Regions from separate parts of the Homo sapiens genome. Here region 2 is linked to region 1. A link is an interaction called in ENCODE POLR2A ChIA-PET data of the cell type or tissue named here. Cell type or tissue: GM12878. All regions are shown on one strand. Each heading gives the region's core, and the rest is flanking DNA. Links, peaks and the distances in the headings are about the cores only.

The links. ChIA-PET counts read pairs that join two places held together with the same protein. Peaks named below come from ENCODE experiments on the same cell type or tissue, not always from the same donor. Only the 100,000 strongest peaks of a DNase experiment are listed, where the experiment ranks them.
Region 2: POLR2A ChIA-PET joins it to region 1 with 10 read pairs; 6 of 35 experiments call an interaction of 5 or more read pairs at or near these places.

Annotation. Positions count from the first base shown.
Region 1 is chr10:12,108,184-12,118,474 of GRCh38, forward strand. It overlaps DHTKD1 (dehydrogenase E1 and transketolase domain containing 1), which reads left to right. Exons shown (of 17, transcript NM_018706.7): 13 at 4,717-4,881; 14 at 9,490-9,572. It also overlaps the pseudogene RNU6-88P. Among named protein-coding and RNA genes, the nearest start is that of SEC61A2, 16 kb to the right of the region's middle. In GM12878, for the core only: no CTCF peak of the experiment used is centred there; a DNase peak (open chromatin) is centred at 4,728; H3K27ac peaks cover 1,738 bases.
Region 2 is chr10:12,004,250-12,013,067 of GRCh38, forward strand. It overlaps UPF2 (UPF2 regulator of nonsense mediated mRNA decay), which reads right to left. Exons shown (of 22, transcript NM_015542.4): 5 at 281-478. Among named protein-coding and RNA genes, the nearest start is that of UPF2, 34 kb to the right of the region's middle. In GM12878, for the core only: no CTCF peak of the experiment used is centred there; no DNase peak of the experiment used is centred there.

The DNA.
Region 1 (10,291 bases), core at 1-8,000:
AATTGTATCACGGTTTTATGGCAATTAAAGTTCTCTTGTGCCAGGATCAGCAGTTCTTATACCAGGCTGATCATCAGAATCCCCCAGAGAGCTTTTTTATTTTTATTTTTTTTTGAGATGGGGTCTCGCTCTGTTGCCCAGGCTGGAGTGCAGTGGTGCGATCTTGGCTCACTGCAACCTCTGCCTCTTGGGTTCAAGCGATTCTCCTGGCTCACCCTCCAAGTAGCTGGGACCACAGGCGTATGCCACCATGCCTGGCTAATTTTTGTGTTTTTAGTAGAGATTGGTGTTCTTCCATGTTGGCCAGGCTAGTCTGAAACTCCTGGCCTCAAGTGATCTACCCGCCTCAGCTTCCCAAAGTGCTGGGATTACAGGTGTGAGCCACCAACCCTGGCTGGTTATTAAAACATTTGAAATATCCTGCCAGAAATAGCCATTGTCCTCATTTGGTGTGAATCATTACAAATGTCTCCTTTTGCATGTTATTTCCTTATAGTTTATTATGAAGACTTTCAGATATACAGAAAAGTTGGAAAGAATTTACTGTGAATACTCATATGCCCACTCCCTAGAATTCACCATTATTTTTTATTATACTTGTTTTTTCACATATCTATTCATCTGTCATTCTGGTATCCTTCAATGCATCTTATGTTTTGATTCATTTCAAAATAAATGGAGACATTAGCCGGGTGCAGTGGCTCACACCTGTAATCCTGGCACTTTGGGAGACCAAGGCAGGTGGATCACTTGAGATCAGGAGTTTGAGACCAGCCTGGCTAACACAGAGAAACCCCATCTTTACTAAAAATACAAAAATTAGCCATGTGTAGTGGCTCATCCCTGTAATCCAAGCTACTCGGGAGCCTGAGGCAGGAGAATCGCTTGAACCCAGGAGGCAGAGGTTGCAGTGAGATCACGCCACTGCACTCCAGCCTGGACAACAAAGACTCTGTCTCAAAAAATTAAATAAATAAATAAATAAATAATAAATAGAGATATCAATACATGTCACCCCAAGTACTTCAGCATGCATATCGTTAATGATTTTGGCATGCGTGCAGCTAAAATGTATAAACAGATGATAGCTTAATAGATAGGTAGACAGAACAACAGATAGATGGATAGTTACATTAATGATGACATCGAGAATTTTATTTAAAAAGAGATTAGAGTAATGGTAGATAAACTAAAGCATGACATGTGAAATGCAAAACTACTAGTTGTTGAAGAAACAGAGGAAATGAGTAGGTGGGGGATACAGTTTCGGAGTCATCAGCCACTAGATGACATTGACAGTCATGAGTCTGGAAGAAGTCATCGAAGCAGCGAGCACAGTGGAGGAGAGAAGGTGCCTGAGCTCTGGGCCCTGGGATAGTCCAACCTCAGAGGATGCAGAGAAGAAGAAGAAGTGAGATGAAGAAGGAGCAACCAGTGAGGTGGGAGGAAGATCTTAGAAAGCAAGCGAAGGAAACATATCAGGGAAGAGGGAGTGTCAGTGTCAATTAAGATGAGGAGTGAAGTAATCCCAGCACTTTGAGAGGCCGAGGTGGGAGGATCACTTGAGCCCAGGAGTTTGAGACCAGCTTGGGCAACATAGTGAGACCCTGTCTCTACTAAAAATAAATAAATAAATAAATAGATGAGGCATAAGAATGAACCACTGAATTTAGAAATCAAGAGTCCATTTGTTGGTTGATGACTGCGGTTTTGATGGAGTGGTAGGGACAAAAGTCTGTCTGGGACATATTAAGGACTATCTAGAGCAACTTGTCCAACCTGTGTCCATGGACCACATGCGGCTCAGAACAGCTTTGAATGTAGCCCAATACAGGCTGGGCGTGGTGGCTCACTCCTGTAATCCCAGCACTTTGGGAGGCCGAGGCGGGCGGATCATGAGGTCAGGAGATGAAGACCATCCTGGCTAACACGGTGAAACCCTGTGTCTACTAAAAATACAAAAAATTAGCCGGGCACGGTGGCAGGCACCTGTAGTCCCAGCTACTTGGGAGGCTGAGGCAGGGGAATGGTGTGAACCTGGGAGGCGGAGCTTGCAGTGAGCTGAGATTGCGCCATGCACTCCAGCCTGGGTGACAGAGCGAGACTCTGTCTCCAGAAAAAAGAATGTGGTCCAATACAAATTCATAAACTTTCTTAAAACATTATTTGTGATTTTTTTTTTTTACCTTATTAGCCATTGTTAGTGTTAGTGTATTTTATGTGTGGCACAAGACAATTCTTCTTCTTCCGGTGTGGCTCAGGTAAGCCAAAAGATCGGACACCCCTGATTCCTGATTCTAGAGAAAGGAAAGTGTATTTATTTAAACATTTTTAATTGACAAATGTACAATTGTATATATGAATAGTATAAAATGTGATGTTTTGATACAGCTATACATTGTGAACTGATTGAATCAAGCTAATTACCAGACCCGTCACCTCACATACTCACCATTTTTGGGGAAGAGAACATTTAAAATCTATCCTCTTAGTAATTTTCAGGTATATAATACGTTAACTACAGTTACCATCCTGTACAGTAGATCTCCAGAACTTATTCAAGGGAGGAAAGTTGGCCTAGCATGGTGGCTCACACCTGTAATCCCAGCACTTTGGGAGGCCAAGGTGGGTGGATATCTTGCTCAGGAGTTTGAGACCAGCCTGGGCAACATGGTGAGACCCCATTTCTGCTAAAAATAAAACTAAAAAAATTAGCTGGGTGGGTGGTGGTGCGTGCCCATAATCCTCACTACTTGGGAGGCTGAGGTGGGAGGATCACTTGAGCCTGGGAGGCGGAGGTTGTAGTGAGCTGAGGTTGCACCACTGCATTCCAGCCTGGGCAAGAGAGCCAGACCCTGTCTCAAAAAAAAAAAAAAAAAAAGGGAGGAACATCAACTTAACTCTTTTGAGGAGTATTGCTGTAAATAGAACAAGAAAATGAGACAGTAGCTGGTGGGAAAATTTGTGTCAAGAGTTCCTTTTGTGTTTTCTTTTATTTTTGTGATGGCGTCTTGCTCTGTCACCCAGGCTGTAGTGCAATGCTGCAGTCTTGGCTCTCTGCAACCTCTGCCTCCCAGGTTCAAGCAATTCTCCTGCCTCAGCCTCCCGAGTAGCTGGGATTATAGGCTTGTGCCACGATGCCCGGCTAATTTTTGTATTTTTAGTAGAGATGGGGTTTCACCATGTTGACCAGGCTGCTCTTGAACCCCTGACCTCATGTGATCCTCCCACCTTGGCCTCCCAAAGTGCTAGGATTTCAGGCATGGGCCACCGCGCCAGGCCTTTGTTTTGTGTTAAAGGTAGGAAATAAGGCCTGTTTGGTGATAGGCATGATCCAGTAGACAAGAAGAGAATGGTGATGTAGGGGTGCTGATAGAATAACTGAGTGATTTCCTTGCATTGGTAAAATGGGGTGGGCTCTAGTACATGATGGATTAAATTAGCTTTAGACAGCAGCATGGTTGGTGGCAATAAATGGAAGGCAGAGAAGATGAGTGCAAGTGAGAATGTGTGTGTAGATGGTCTGAGGACATGCTGTTAGGTCATTAGCTGAGAGTGGTGATGCAGGAGGAGGTCCTGAGTTTAAAGGTGTGAATTAGTCACCTGGGAAAGAAGGAGAATGAGTGAGTTAGGGAAATAGAGTTTAAGAGTCTAAGGTCACTAAGGGCCCATCTCAGACTGTTGGTCAGGATTCTAAAGTAAGACCATTGGTGTGATTTTGTGTTGTCTCCAGCTACTTTCTCTGCAGACATGGAACAGGCAGAAAGTGGGGATTAACTAGGTTTATGGGTTGGAGTGAAGGGTCATGGGAATCAAGGGTGTATGCAAAAAGAAGATGATCATGATTGAGGCCAGGCATGGTGGCTCATGCCTGTAATCCCAGCACTTTGGGTGGCTGAGGCGGGAGGATCGCTTGAACCCAGGAGTTTGAGACCAGCCTGGGCATCATAACAAGACCCCATCTCTACAAAAATATTAAAATTAGTCAGGTGTGGTAGCAGGCACCTGTAGTCCCAGCTACTTGGGAGGCTCTGGTGGGAGGATTGCTTTTGAGTCCAGAGTTTGGGGTTACAGTGTGCTATGATCATGCCACTGAACTCCAGCCTGGGTGAGAGAACGAGACTCTGTAACAACAACAAAAATAATTGTCCAGATTTTGTCAACTCTCTTTCTTTCCTTTCACTGCCTTTGGGGAAGGGTTAGGAGTTATGCCTCAGCTTTCTGTCCCACCAGGATCTTCTGAGATTTAACTTCCTTGCCCTCAATTTTTCAACCTTTCTATTAGCTGCTTTTGATTTTTGTCTTAAAGCACGCGTGCACACACACACACACACACACACACACACAATCGTTTTATTACATTAGGAAAGTGAGATTCTGATAGTGCTTCCTTCCCCTGTCTTAACCCTGTAGTAATCAGAATATGTATTTTTTTTAAAAAAGTCCTTTCCAGATTATCTTTGCTATCAGCCGTGTTTGGGAACAATTGTGTTAGATGACACAGAATTGGGCCAGTGGAGAAAGCCATCAGAGCTCTCCTTTGGTTAATACCGCACCGTTCATAAATTCACCTGCTGATATTTTTCTGTAATGTTGGGCAATAGCTTTTCTGCTATAATCAAGAACACCTGTGTTTCCCTTTGGCCAGCCCATTGTCACTACGACTGAAATAGATGATCTGAACATTCTTCTCCTTTCTTGCCACTTCTCTCCCAGATGTGTGACAGTGCGGAAGAGGGGGTGGACGGAGACACTGTGAACATGTTTGTGGTTCACCCAACAACTCCTGCACAGTATTTCCACTTGCTTAGGAGACAGATGGTCCGGAACTTCAGAAAACCACTCATTGTTGCTTCCCCTAAGATGTTACTCAGGCTCCCGGTAAGCAGAAGGTGGTGAATAAGCCTTCCTCCTTTTGTCATTTTTTGCACTCCATTTTTCCCTATTTTCCATATCTAATTATATTTAAATTACAGAAACACCTTTTTAGTTTCAACTGACTTTGCTACTTTCATTTTTTTTGTTGTTTTTTGAGACGCAGTCTTGCTCTGTCGCCCAGGCTGGAGTGCAATGGTGCAATCTCGGCCCGTTGCAACCTCTGACTCCTGGGTTTAAGCGATTCTCCCGCCTCAGCCTCCCAAGTAGCTGAGATTACAGGCATGTGCCACCACACCCAGCTAATTTTTGTATTTTTAGTAGAGATGGGGTTTCGCCATCTTGGCCAGACTAGTCTCTAACTCTTGACCTCAGGTGATTCGCCCGCCTCGGCCTCCCAAAGTGCTGGGATTGCAGGCGTGAGTCACCACACCCAGCCTGCTTTCATTTTTTAAACAGCCTTTTAAGACTACCTGGAAAGATAGGTAGGTTTTCTGTCAATTGTAATGAAGGACAGGGATAGCAGATGTTATACTAGTGCCCTCCTGAGCAGAAATACTATTTAGAAAAGCTTTTAGGCTATTAGGCTGGGCATGGTGGCTCATGCCTATAATTCCAGGACTTTGGGAGGCCTAGGCAAGAGGATTGCTTGAGCCCAGGAGTTTGAGAGCAACCTGGGCAACATTGCAAGACCCCATCTCTGAAAAAAAAAATTGGCCGGTGTGGTGGCTCACACCTGTGCTGTCAGCTGCTCAGGAGGCTGAGATGGGAGCATCTTTTGAGCCCTGGAGTTCAAGGCTGCAGTGACGTATGACCATGCCACTACACTCCAGCCTGGGCAACACAGCAAGACATTGTCTGAAAAAGAAAAGAAAAAGTTTTAAAGCCCATATGGTCTAAGCACTATTTTTTTTGATAGCAGCAATTTGGGAATTCAAAGTATTTTGTTGAAAATGAGTGGCATTATTTGTCATTCTTTTTTTTTTTTTTCTTTTTGAGATGGAGTCTTGTGCTGTTGCCCAGGCTAGAGTGCAGTGGCGTGAAATTTATCATTTTATCATTTAACACATACGTAGGTTTACCTATTTATCTGTTAAGTGTACATTGTTTTTCAAATCACAAAAATATGCTAGTTTCCAAATAGAAATGTTCAAAATAATAAATACTACTAAGCATATATTTATCCCATCTGCTATACTTTTTTCAGGTTCATATGAGTTTTAATTAGAATTAGTATTAAATTTTTTTTTTTTTTTGAGACGGAGTCTCACTCTATCACCCAGGCTGGATTGCAGTGGTGCTGTCTCAGCTCACTGCAACCTCCAACTCCCGGGTTCAAGCGATTCTCCTGCCTCAGCCTCCTGAGTAGCTGGGATTATAGGCACTCGCCACCATGCCTGGCTAATTTTTGTATTTTTAGTAGAGATGGGGTTTTACTGTGTTGGACAGGTGGTCTGGAACTCCTGGCCTCATGTGATCCACCTGCCTTGGCCTCCCGAAGTGCTGGGATTACAGGCATGAGCCACCGTGCCCGGCCGGGAGTATTACAGTTTTTACATTTATTTGGATATGACTGCTGAGGTGAAATAAGACGTTTAGAATTTGGCCATTCAAGAATATCTTGTGCTGCTCACAAAGGTTCGAGAGTGTATATTTGGAATTGAGGGGTACTGAAGAAAAGCTGCGAGTGATTTGCTTCCACCCCTTGGTTGGTTGGTTGGTTGGTTGGTTGGTTGGTTGGTTGGTTGGTTTTTTGAGACGGAGTCTCGCTCTGTCGCCCAGGCTGGAGTGCAGTGCTGCGATCTCGGCTCACTGCAAGCTCCGCCTCCCGGGTTCAGGCCATTCTCCTGCCTCAGCCTCCTGAGTAGTTGGGACCACAGGCGCCTGCCACCACGACCTGCTAATTTTTTGTATTTTTAGTGGAGACAGGGTTTCACTGTGTTAGCCAGGATGGTCTCGATCTCCTGACCTCGTGATCCGCCCGCCTCGGCCTCCCAAAGTGCTGGGATTACAGGCATGAGCCACCGCTCCCGGCCTGTTTGAACAGTTTCTTGAGATGGAGTGTCGCTCTGTTGCCCAGGCTGGAGTGGAGAGCGCGATCTTGGCTCGCTCGCTGCAAACTCCGCCTCCCAGGCTCAAGCAATTCTCCAGCCTCAGCCTCCCCAGTAGCTGGGATTACAGGCTTGTACCACCATGCTCAGCTAATTTTTGTATTTTTAGTAGAGACAGAGTTTCATCATGTTGGCCAGGCTGGTCTCGAACTCCTGGCCTCAAGTGATTGGGCTGACTCGGCCTCCCAAAATGCTGGGATTATAGGTGTGAGCCACTATGCCTGGCCTCGTTGTTTTAAGCAGTTTTTAGCATTCAGAGGGGAGTAGGGAGGTACTCATTCTCAGGGGCGATATTTTCATGGCCCTAAAATCAGTGCCTCCTTAAACTTTTTGCACTAGGTACCTTACTTGACTCACCCTAGCCTGGCCCTGGGAGTCAGTATCTAGTCAATAGCCAGGAAATGGATTTCAGTAGTCTTACCAATAGCAGCCATTCATTTTTAGTTCACTTATAGTGGTCTACCGGTTCTTTCTCACCCAGTGTTTCGCAAACAACCTTATATATTTCTAGGTGACCTCATAAGCCTGGAAGCATCACCAAACATTTAGGAAGAGTTAATGCAATGCCTTTAGCACCATTTTTCTGATGGGGCTCTTTTTTTTCTTTTTTTTGTTATTTTGAGAGTCTCGCTTTGTTGCCTAGGCTGGCATGCAGCGGCATAATCTTAGCTCACTGCAACCTTTGCCTACTGAGTTCAAGCAAGGCCTCAGCCTCCGACGTAGCTGGGACTATTAGGTGTGTGCCACCACACCCAGCAATTTTTTTTTTTTTTTTTTTTGAGACAGAGTTTTGCTCTGTCACCCAGGCTGGAGTGCAATGGCACAATATCAGCTCACTGCAACCTCCATTTCCTGGGTTCAAGCAATTCTCCTGCCTCAGCCTCCCAAGTAGCTGGGATTACAGGCATGCACCACCATGCCTGGCTCATTTTTGTATTTTTAATAGAGACGAGGTTTCGCCATGTGGGCCAGGCTGGTCTCAAACTCCTGGCCTCAAGCAATATGCCTGCCTCGGCCTCCCAAAGTGCTGGGATTACAGGCATGAGCCACCACGTCTGGCCTGATTCTTAAAATTATGTCGTGGCACCAGGCAAAAGGTAATCTTTTCTTAAATTCATTTTTTAATTTTTATTGTCATCCTTGTGCAGGGGCCATGCTAATCTTCTCTGCAGTGTTCTAATTTTAGTATATGTGCTGCCAAAATGAGCACAGAAGGCAATCTTTTTACTTTTTTTTTTTCTTGAGATGGAGTTTCCTGTTACCCAGGCTATAGTGCAATGGTGTGATCTCAGCCCACTGCAACCTCCGGCTCCCAGGTTCAAGCAATTCTTGTGTCTCACTCTCCCCAGTAGCTGGGATTACAGGCATGCACCACCACGCCCAGCTAACTTTTATAATTTTAGTAGAGACGGGGTTTCACCATGTTGGCCAGGCTGGTCTTGAACTCCTGATATCAGGCAATCTGTCCACCTCTGCCTCCCAAAGTGCTGGGATTATAGGCATGAGCCACCGCGCCCAGTCTTTTTCTTTTCTTTTTTTTTTTTTGAGACAAGGTCTGGCTCTGTCACCCAGGCTGGAGTGCAGTGGCATGATCATGGCTCATTGCAACTTCCGCCTCCCAAGCTCAAACTTCTAGCCTCCCACCTCATCCTCCTGAGTAGCTGGGACTACAGGCATGCGCTACCACACCTGGCCAATTTTTGTATTTTTTTGTAGAGATGGGGTTTCACCATCTTGCCTAGGCTGGTCTCAAACTTGTGAGTTCAAGCAATCCACCTGCCTCAGCCTCCCAAAGTTCTAGGATCACAGGCTGGAGCCACTGCAACTGGCCAGTTTTGGTTTGTTTTGTTTCGGATGAGGTCTTGCTCTGTTGCCCAGGCTGGAGTGCAATGGTGCGATTTCAGCTCACTGCACCCTCTGCCTTCTGGGTTCAAGCAATTCTCCCGCCTCAGCCTCCTGAGTAGCTGGGATTACAGACACCCGCCATCATGCCCAGCTAATTTTTGTATTTTTATATTTTTGTAGAGATGGGATTTCACCATGTTGGCCAGGCTGGTCTCAAACTCCTGACCTCAGGTGATCCGCCCACCTTGGCCTCCCAAAGTGCTGGGATTACAGGCATGAGCCACGGCACCTTTTTTTTTTTTTTTTTTTTTTTTAATAGAGGCAAGGCACCAGTGGGGATGGTGGAGTAGGGGGTGCAAAGGGAGTCTCGCTATGTTGCCCAGGCGGGTCTTGAACTGGCCTCCAGCGATCCTCCTGCCTTGGCCTCCCAAAGTGTTAAGATTCCAAAAGGCTATCTTATGTAACCTCAGAAACATAGTTTTACCCTGAAGTATACAGAACTGATATTTTTTGGCAAGGCATTGCGTCTATTAGGACATGGGTCTCCTTGCAGTGCTAGGCTAGAACTTTGGTACTCGTGTTTGATAGCGGCCCTTGTAAGTGACAGCATCACCTCTTTCTGTTGCTTGCTGGATGTGTGGCCTCTTCTCCCTCGTAGGCAGCCGTGTCAACTCTTCAAGAAATGGCACCAGGAACAACATTTAACCCGGTCATTGGTGATTCATCTGTGGATCCAAAAAAGTAAGATATGTATCTCTGTTTTCATATTCTGTGGCAGAATTTTAATTAATGGGAAAAGTAGTTCACATTAAGAGATCACAGGTGATGCAGATCTCCCCTCTCCTATTTTTATTTATTTATTTATTTATTTATTTATTTATTTATTTATTTTTGAGACTGAGTCTGGCTCTATTGCCCAGGCTGGAGGGCAGTGGTGCAATCTCAGCTCTATGCAACCTCCGCCTCCCGGATTCAAGTGATTCTTGTGCTTCAGCCTCCCAAGTAGCTGGGATTACAGGTGCCCGCCACCACACCCTGCTAATTTTTTTATTTTTAGTAGAGATGGGGTTTCACCATGTTGGCCAGGCTGGTCTCGAACTCCTGACCTCAGGTTATCCACCCACCTCAGCCTCTGAAAGTGCTGGGATTGCAGGCGTGAGCCACCATGCCTGGCCTCCTCTATCCTAAGTCCTTTAAGTCAGTGGAGTATGAGTTAAGTGTGGGTGGGAAAGTGGACTTTGTAGGCGCATGTTGCTGAAGAAGGGTCCCCAGGAATAGCCTGTGACTGAACTCGGCTGCAGAGACCCCCACCACCTTGTTCATGAGGACTTTAAATCTGCACTGTCTCCCGTTTCTTCTGACATAATTCTCTTTTTTTTTTTTTTTGAGGTTGAGTCTTGCTCTGTCGCCCAGGCTGGAGTGCAGTGGCACGATCTTGGCTCACTGCAAGCTCCGCCTCC
Region 2 (8,818 bases), core at 819-8,818, 100 kb before region 1:
CTTACCAAGACCTCACTTGAATTCACTACAAGACATTATAAACAAACACTTTCCAATTAATTCACATTAACTTAAATGTATCAGCACTGTTAAAAGTATGTCAATTATCATCCTTTAATGCTCCATCATTCCATATAATTCTGTCACTCATTTACTCTAATGACTCAATGTTCATATTACAAAACTAGTAACTACAATATATATATTTTTTTTTTACAAATACTATTTTGAAGCTAATTCTTATAGCACTTAATGTAAATATTTTTTCTCTAGAATTTACCTTTGGTATCATCTTTGTTGGACTCTTTATTCTGACAACTTTTTTCATTGTCTTTAAACAAGATGGCTGGGACAAAAGCCTTCAAATCAATGAGGTTCTCATAAAAATTCCGAGCATCTTCATCTTCCCATATACCACCTTCCAAGTCATATTCTCCAGGTTTACCAGGTGTGAATATATCAATTCCAGGCCCATGTTCTACAATAAAATAAATCACAAGTAATTAACATAACTTGAGGTTATAGCATGATAAACATGACATAAGTTATTTTTTCAGTTTTACATCTATTGAATCTTGAGTGTTTCAACTGACAGGAACTTCTTCAATTAACAAGCACATGTGACCGTTTTCAACACCAAATCACAAACTGTGTTTTAAATAAAGCCCTAAAATAAAACAGACTAGAGAACAACATAAAGATTTTTTTCTCTTACATTTGTTTTAAGCAATTAATATGAGATTAAGTAGCCATTTGATAAATTAGGTCTACTTTCATGAAACTTAAAATCAAAAAATAAAATATATAAGCCTGGCCACTCCTAAGACATCCGTTTAAAGTCCCACCTCCCCCATGAGTATTTTTTTTTTTTTTGGCAACTCATAATCCTCTATACTATTTACATCATACTTATATACCATTTATATCTCCAAAAACAGACCATAAACCTTTACTTAAGAAGCATCCCTCCTTTTGGCATAATCCTTGGCACATGGTAGATTGCCACTGTCAACCTAAAATAATCAAAAAGGTCAGAATCTAGTTTTAAAGAGAGTTTATTCAATTGCAAAGTTTGAGGACAGCCTCCCAGGAAGCAGAGATTCTAAAGAACAGAAGTCAGTGTTCCAAAGGGTAGAAGTTTGAGATTGTTTATACAGAGAAAGTTTAGGTAATTTCAACATCTTTCCTCATAAGGTTTAATGCACAGTTACAACAACCTGATTAGTAGAAGTCGTCTTTTTTGGGAAAGATACATACTGGTTATGTAGTTCAGTCTCCAAGGCTTAATTTCCCCCTTGCTATAATAAATTTAGAGGGTCCTGAAATTTTATTTTTTTTAAACAGAGTTTTACTCTGTCACCCAGGCTGGAGTACAATGGCGCAACATCAGCTCACTGCAACCTCCACCTCCCAGCTTCAAGTAATTCTCCTGCCTCAGCCTCCCAAGTAGCTGGGATTACAGGCGCCCGCCACCACACTTGGCTACTTTTTTGTTATTTTTAGTAGAGATGGGGTTTCGCCATGTTGGCCAGGTTGGTCTCAAACTCCTGACTTCAGGTGATCCACCTGCCTCAGCCTCCCAAAGTGCTGGGATTACAGGCGTGAGCCACCACGCCCAGCGTTTATTTATTATTTATTTTTTTGAATTGAGACAGGGTCTCACTCTGCTGCCAAGGCTGGCGTGCAGTGACATGATCATAGCTTACTGTAGCCTCGAAATCCTGGGCTCATGCAATCCTCCTGCCTCAACCTCCTGAGTAGCTGGGACTACAGGCATGCGTCATCAAGCCCAGCTAATTTTTCCATTTTTAGTAGAGATGGGGTTTCATTATGTTGCCTAGGCTGGTCTCAAACTCCTAAGTTCAGGGGATCCACCTGCCTCAGCCTCTCAAAGTGCTGGGATTACAGGCATGCGTGACCACGCTCAGCCTTTATTTTCTTTTATGCCATAAATGTCAGTCAATTGATAACTGGAAAAGAAGGGAAGAAAGATGAAGCGTACAGATCTCTTATTAGAGAATGGAAAGTATGTACCTATTTACACACATGCAGTACATACAACTATAGATCATAAACTCAGAACACTGAAAGTAATTAACTTCCTACTTTATGATTATGAGCCCATTCATGAACTTATCTACTCTCACATACTTCTCTCCAAATGAGAATTATAAATAGATTATGTAAATTAAAATTAACCGTAAGTTAGATTATTCATTAAATGTGATTTATGAAAATAAGAACACCAAAAACAAAAAAAACACTGGCTCCTCGAAACTCCTTACTTTCCTTACAGAAAATATATTTAAACACAGACTTATTAGGACACTAAACCCATACACCAAAAAGAAAAACACTGACATATTTACAACTTCTGTTTAATGAAAAGTATAAACAAAAGCAAAAAACAAACTGGAAGACAATATTGACAATATTTAAAGAATACATCCATAATATATAGAGCATAGTATAATGAATATATTTGGTGTTTGTCCTTGGTTCCTGGCAGACCTCCTAAAACCCTTAGAATTTCCTGAGTGAAAGGAATGTATTTTGTTATTCATAACAAGCTTTTTGATCCTACCTCAGCTGATGCTAATGAGGTGACTTAGGGTGGAGTCTCTGGATGGTCTCTACGATGGAGCCAAGTCACCAGAAAGACCGAGTGATTACAGGCTTAGAACTTTCAGCCCCACTCACCCACCCATCTGTGAAGCAGAGTCCTCGCCAGACACCAACTTGGCTGGCACCTTGATCTTAGACTTCCCAGACTCCAGACAGAGGAACAAGTTTCTGTTGTTCATAAGTTGCCCGGTCTAGGGTATTTTGTTACAGCAGCCTGAAAAGACTAAGACAACTATGTAATATTAATCAGGTGTTAAAAGGAATGAGATGTATCTACAAGAACTGACTCAGAAAGCTCTCAAAAATAATAATTGAAACAATAAAGGAAATCATGCAAAATATCTCACCTAAGTTAATGAAGCTAGAGATATCTGATTATATATATTTTCTGGAAAAAAGTAAAGTCTGGACACATTACTATCAAGCTGTTAAGAGTGGTTACCTTGGAGAATGTAATGCATCTGACAGTAAACTTTCACTTTTTAATCTATAATATGCATAAATATTTTGTGTATCTAAAAAATAATGTAAATCATAAAAAAGAAATTCAACTTTTGAGAGGTAAAAATACTACCAAATCAAAAGTAATAAAAAATAGGAATATCACAGGCACAGGACAAGAGAAAAACAGAGGAGTGATAGTTGCAATGCATATAAAAAATATAATTTCCGTCGGCCGGGCACAGTGGCTCACGCCTGTAATCCCAACACTTTGGGAGGCTGCGGCAGGTGGATAACGAGGTCAGGAGATCGAGACTATCCTAGCTAACACAGTGAAACCCCGTCTCTACTAAAAATACAAAAAAATTAGCCGGCCGTGGTGGCAGGCACCTGTAGTCCCAGCTACTCAGGAGACTGAGGCAGGAAAATGGTGTGAACCCGGGGAGCAGAGCTTGCAGTGAGCTGTGAACGCGCCACTGCACTCCAGCCTGGGCAACACAGCAAGGCGCCGTCTCAAAGTAATAATAATAATAATAATAATAATAATAATAATAATTTCCTTAATATACAAAGTGCTTTTTTTTTTTCTCTCTGACATGGAGTCTCGCTCTGTCACCCAGGCTGGAGTGCAATCTCAGCTCACTGCAACCTCTGCCTCCTGGGTTCAAGCAATTGTCTCACTTCAGTCTCCCAAGTAGCTGGGATTACAGGCGCACTCCACAATACCCAGCTAACTTTTGTATTTTTTGTAGGGATGGGGTTTCACCATGTTGGCCAGGCTGGTCTAGAACTCCTGACCTCAAGTGCTCCACTCACCTCAGCCTCCCAAGTGCTTTTATAAATCAATTTTTTAAAAAGATACAAGGGGAAAAAGGACAGGGGGTGGGGGTATAAAAGATTCAAATAGGAATTTCACAGGGAAAATAATACATTTATAAAACAGCCAATAAACTTAAAGATGCTAAAACCTGACTTCAAATTTAAAAATTAAGAACTGCAATGTGGTAAGAGTGTAAAGAAACAGTCATTCTCAGGCCAGGCGCAGTGGCTCATACCTGTAATCCTAGCACCTGGGGAGGCCGAGGTGGGCAGATCACGAGGTCAGGAGATTGAGACCATCCTGGCTAACATAGTGAAACCCTATCTCTACTAAAAATACAAAAAATTAGCCAGGCATGGTGACACATGCCTGTAGTCCCAGCTGCTCAGGAGGCTGAGGCAGGAGAATCGCTTGAACCCGGGAGGCGGAGCTTGCAGTGAGCTTAGATCGCACCACTGTACTCCAGCCTGGGTGACAGAGCAAGACACCACCTCAAAAAAAAAAAAAAAAAAAAAAGAAACATTCATTCTCATACACTTAGTGGCATGTAAATTTTTTTTTTTAAGTTCCAAGATACATGTGCAGAATGTGCAGGTGTGTTACATAGGTATACATGTTCCATGGTGGTTTGCTGCACTTACCAACCCGTCACCTAGGTTTTAAGTCCCGCATGCATTAGGTATTTGTCCTAATGCTCTCCCTCCCCTTACCCCCAACCTCCCAACAGGCCCCAGTGTGTGTTGTTCCCCTCCCTGTGTCCATGTGTTCTCACTGTTCAACTCCCACTTATGAGTGAGAACATGTGGTATTTGGTTTTTTTCCTATGTTAGTTTGCTGAGAATGATGGCTTCCAGCTTCATCCATGTCCCTGCAAAGGACATGAACTCACTCTTTTTTATGGCTGCATAGTATTCCATGGTGTATATGTACCACATTTTCTCTATCTAGTGTATTATTGATGGGCATTTGGGTTGCTGTAAATTTCTTTAATAGAAAATATGGCATCATATATTGAAACTTAAAATGCATATATCCTTTTAACCCAAGAATTCTACTTCTAGAAATGTATCCTGTAAATACTAGCATATATACAGAAAGAAGCAGGTTCAGAGATTTTGTTACAGCACTGACAATAATAGCTAAAAGCCAGAAATATTAAGTGTTAATCAACAGAGGACAAGTAAATTACAGAACAACCATACAAAAGGATATTACTATGTAGCAATTAAAAATAATTAGATGGCACTAATGTATTAAAATGAAAAAAATCTAAGACATGATTAACTGGAAAAAGTGGCTATAGAATAAAGGATATTCTGATCACTGGACAATGTAAGCCTCTTCTGCACAAGGTGAAGTACTATATCAGTGACCCAAAATAACTAAAGATTCAAGCAAACAATATTAAAACAATGATTTTCAAACACTGGACATCAGGCAGTATAGGAAAATAATCCCTGATAGGGAGCAGACGAAAAACTCAGCTCTACAATTGCCCCAGCTTACTTCATAAAGAGATTTTTCCAGGCTGTGGCCAAGTAAGAGAGAAGCCAGGCAGTCTCCCTGAGTTGAGGATGAGAGCTGAGGGTCTGGTAATACTCTACCCAAGGTAGGCAGAGTTCCCAGGACACAGTACCAGAGAGGAGAAACCAGCACAAAGATAAACTTCAAAACATTTGCAGAGTCTCCTTGAACATTCAGCTGAGTACTGATCAGCTCCTATGTATAAGGAAACAAAATGTTCACCTGAGTACTGATCAGCCTCTATGTGTGAGGAAACTAGGTGAGACTGGGAAAATAACTACTGAAAAGAATTAAGACTCACAGAGAGGCTCATGGGACCAGGAATAGTCTGTATACCCACAAGGCTGACTGGAAGAATCTTCTATGACTCTACTTTATCAGAAAAAGTCCAGAAAGATACTGCCTCAGTATTAGGAAAAATTAGCTTTAGATTAAAGGCTGCTCTGGTACCTCCTAACAAAGCATCCTTTCAAAGATGAAACTATTTCCAAGTAACTTAACTGCAACCCAGGATGACGCTTAATGATATTTATAAGAATACAAAAATATCCAGGACACATCCAATAAAACATAAGCGGGCAGCCAAAGAAGTAGAAAAATGACCAGACATGCAAAGGAGGTCAAGCAACTGCAATCAATTGAAACCAACTCGGAAATCACACAGATGACAAGATTTGTAGACAAGGACTTTAAAACAGTTATTGTAACTGTATTTCATATGTTCAACAAGCTACAAGATTGAACATGTCAGATACAAAGAAAATATGACAAGACATAGATATAAAAAATGACTTCTCTAAATGGAATTAAGTTATTAGACACCGTAGAAGAAAAGATTAGTGAACTTGAAGACATAACAACAGAAACTATCCAAAAGGAAAGGCAGGAAAAAATAACGAAGAACAAAAAGGAAAGGACATCAATGAACTGTGGGACAACTGAACAACCTAAAATACTTGTAATTGAGTCCCTATAGGAGAGGTGACGAAGAAGGAAAGAGAAAACACAATTGAAAAATAAAGGTCAAGATTTTCCTAATTTGATGATAACTATACACCCACAGATCTAAGAAGTTCAAGGAACCCGAAGTACAAGAAACGAAGAAAACCACACCAAGCTACACCATAACTAATGCTTGAAATCAGCGATAATGAAAAAATTTTAAAACAATGAGAGAAAAAAATATAGATTATATAAATAAGAACAAAGGTCAGAAAGGTAGGAGCATTCTTGATGGAACAATGCAAGCTAGAAGACAGAGGAGTAACATCTTTAAAGTACTGAAAGAAAAAAAAACTCTTGCCCTTAAGTTCTATGTCTGAAAAAAAAATTTTTTTTAAGAGATAGAGTCTCACTCTATCACCCAGGCTGGAGTGCCTGGTGTGATCATTATCTAACTGTAACCTTGAACATCTGGGCTCATGCAATCTTCCCACCTCAGCCTCCCAAGTAGCTAGGACTACAGGCTTGTGCCACATGACTGGCTAAATTTGTTTTATTTTTTAAAATTTTTTGTAGAGACAGGGTCTCGCTATGTTACCCAGGCTAGTCTCAAACTCGCCTCAAGCAATCCTCCTGCCTTGGCCTCCCAAAGCCCTGGTATTACAGGCATAAGCCATCATGCCGGGCCAAAAAGATCTTTTAAAAACAATGACAGGGCTGGGCACAGTGGCTCATGCCTGTAATCCCAGCACTTGGGGAGGGTGAGGCAGGCAGATCACTTGAGCTCAAAGTTCGAGACCAGCCTGACCAACATGGTGAAACCCCATCTCTACTAAAAATGCAAAAATTAGCTGGGCTTGGTGGCGCATATCTGTAGTCCCAGTTATTGCTTGGGAGGCTGAGGCACAAGAGTTGCTTAAACCTGGGATGCAGAGGTTGCAGTGAGCCGGGACTGCACCATCGCATTCCAGCCTGTCTCCAAAAATAAAAATAAAAACAATGACAGAATTTTTTCAAGGTCTATTAATTCTGGAAAATGTCTAAAAATACATTTAAAGTCATGACAGGGCGCAGTGGCTCACACCTGTAATCCCAGCACTTTGGGAGGCTGAGACGGACAGATCACCTGAGGTTGGGAGTTCGAGACCAGCCTGACCAACATGGAGAAACCCTGTCTCTACTAAAAATACAAAATTAGCCGGGTGTAGTGGCACATGCCTGTAATCCCAGCTACTCAGGAGGCTGAGGCAGGAGAATTGCTTGAACCTGGGAGGCAGAAGTTGCAGTGAGCCGAGATCGCGCCTTTGCACTCCAGCCTGGGCAGCAAGAGCGAAACTCTGTCTCAAAAATAATAATAATAATAATAAATTTAAAGTCATTTAAAATGAAAAGAAAAATTAGCTTAAATTTCAGTATGACAATTAGAGAAAAGGGGTAAAGAAACCACCTAAATCAATACCCAAGTATGCTAAATGTTTTTTTTTTTTGAGACGGAGTCTTGCCCAGGCTGGAGTGCAATGGCGCGAGCCTGGCTCTCTGTAACCTCCGCCTCCCAGGTTCAAGCCATTCTCCTGCCTCAGCCTCCTGAGTAGCTGGGATTACAGGCGCACACCACCATGCCCAGCTAGCTTTTGTATCTTTAGTAGAGACACGGTTTCACCATGTTGCGCCAAGCTGTTCTCGAACTCCTGACCTCATGATCCACCTGCCCTGGCCTCCCAAAGTGCTGGGATTAGAGGCGTGAGCCACCGCACCCAGCCATATGCTAAATATTATAAAGAGATTTTGGTTCTAAAATATCTTAACAAATATACTGAGAAAGTTCTGAGAAACAAGCCAGGGTCAACCAAAACACAAATTCTATGATGAAACTTTTTTAAAACATTTAAAAAGTTTGGCCAGGCACAGTGGCTCACGCCTGTTATCTCAGCACATTGGGAGGCCGAGGTGTACCTCGGCCCACAGCCAATTCTCAATCATGAGGTCAGGAGATCGAGATCATCCTGGCTAACATGGTGAAACCCCGTCTCTACTAAAAACACAAAAACTTAGGTGGGCGTGGTGGTGGGTGCCTGTAGTCCCAGCTATTCGGGAGGCTGAGGCAGAAGAATGGCCTGAACCTGGGAGGCGGAGCTTGCAGTGAGCAGAGACCGCACCACTGCATTCCAGCCTGGGCAACAGAGCAAGACTCCGCCAAAAAAAAAAAAAAAAACATTTAAAAAGTTTGAGAATGAGCTTTGAGATATTGAATAAGAGCCTGGGTGCAGTGGCTCACACCTATAATCTCAGCACTTTGGGAGGCCAAGGCAGGAGGACTGCTTGAGCTAAGGAGTTTGAGACCAGCCTGAGAAACATGGTAAAACCTTGCCTCTAATTAGCCAGACATGGTGGTGCACACCTGCAGTCCCAGCTACTTGGGAGACTGACGCAGGAGACTCATTTGAGCCCAAGAGGCAGAGGCTGCAG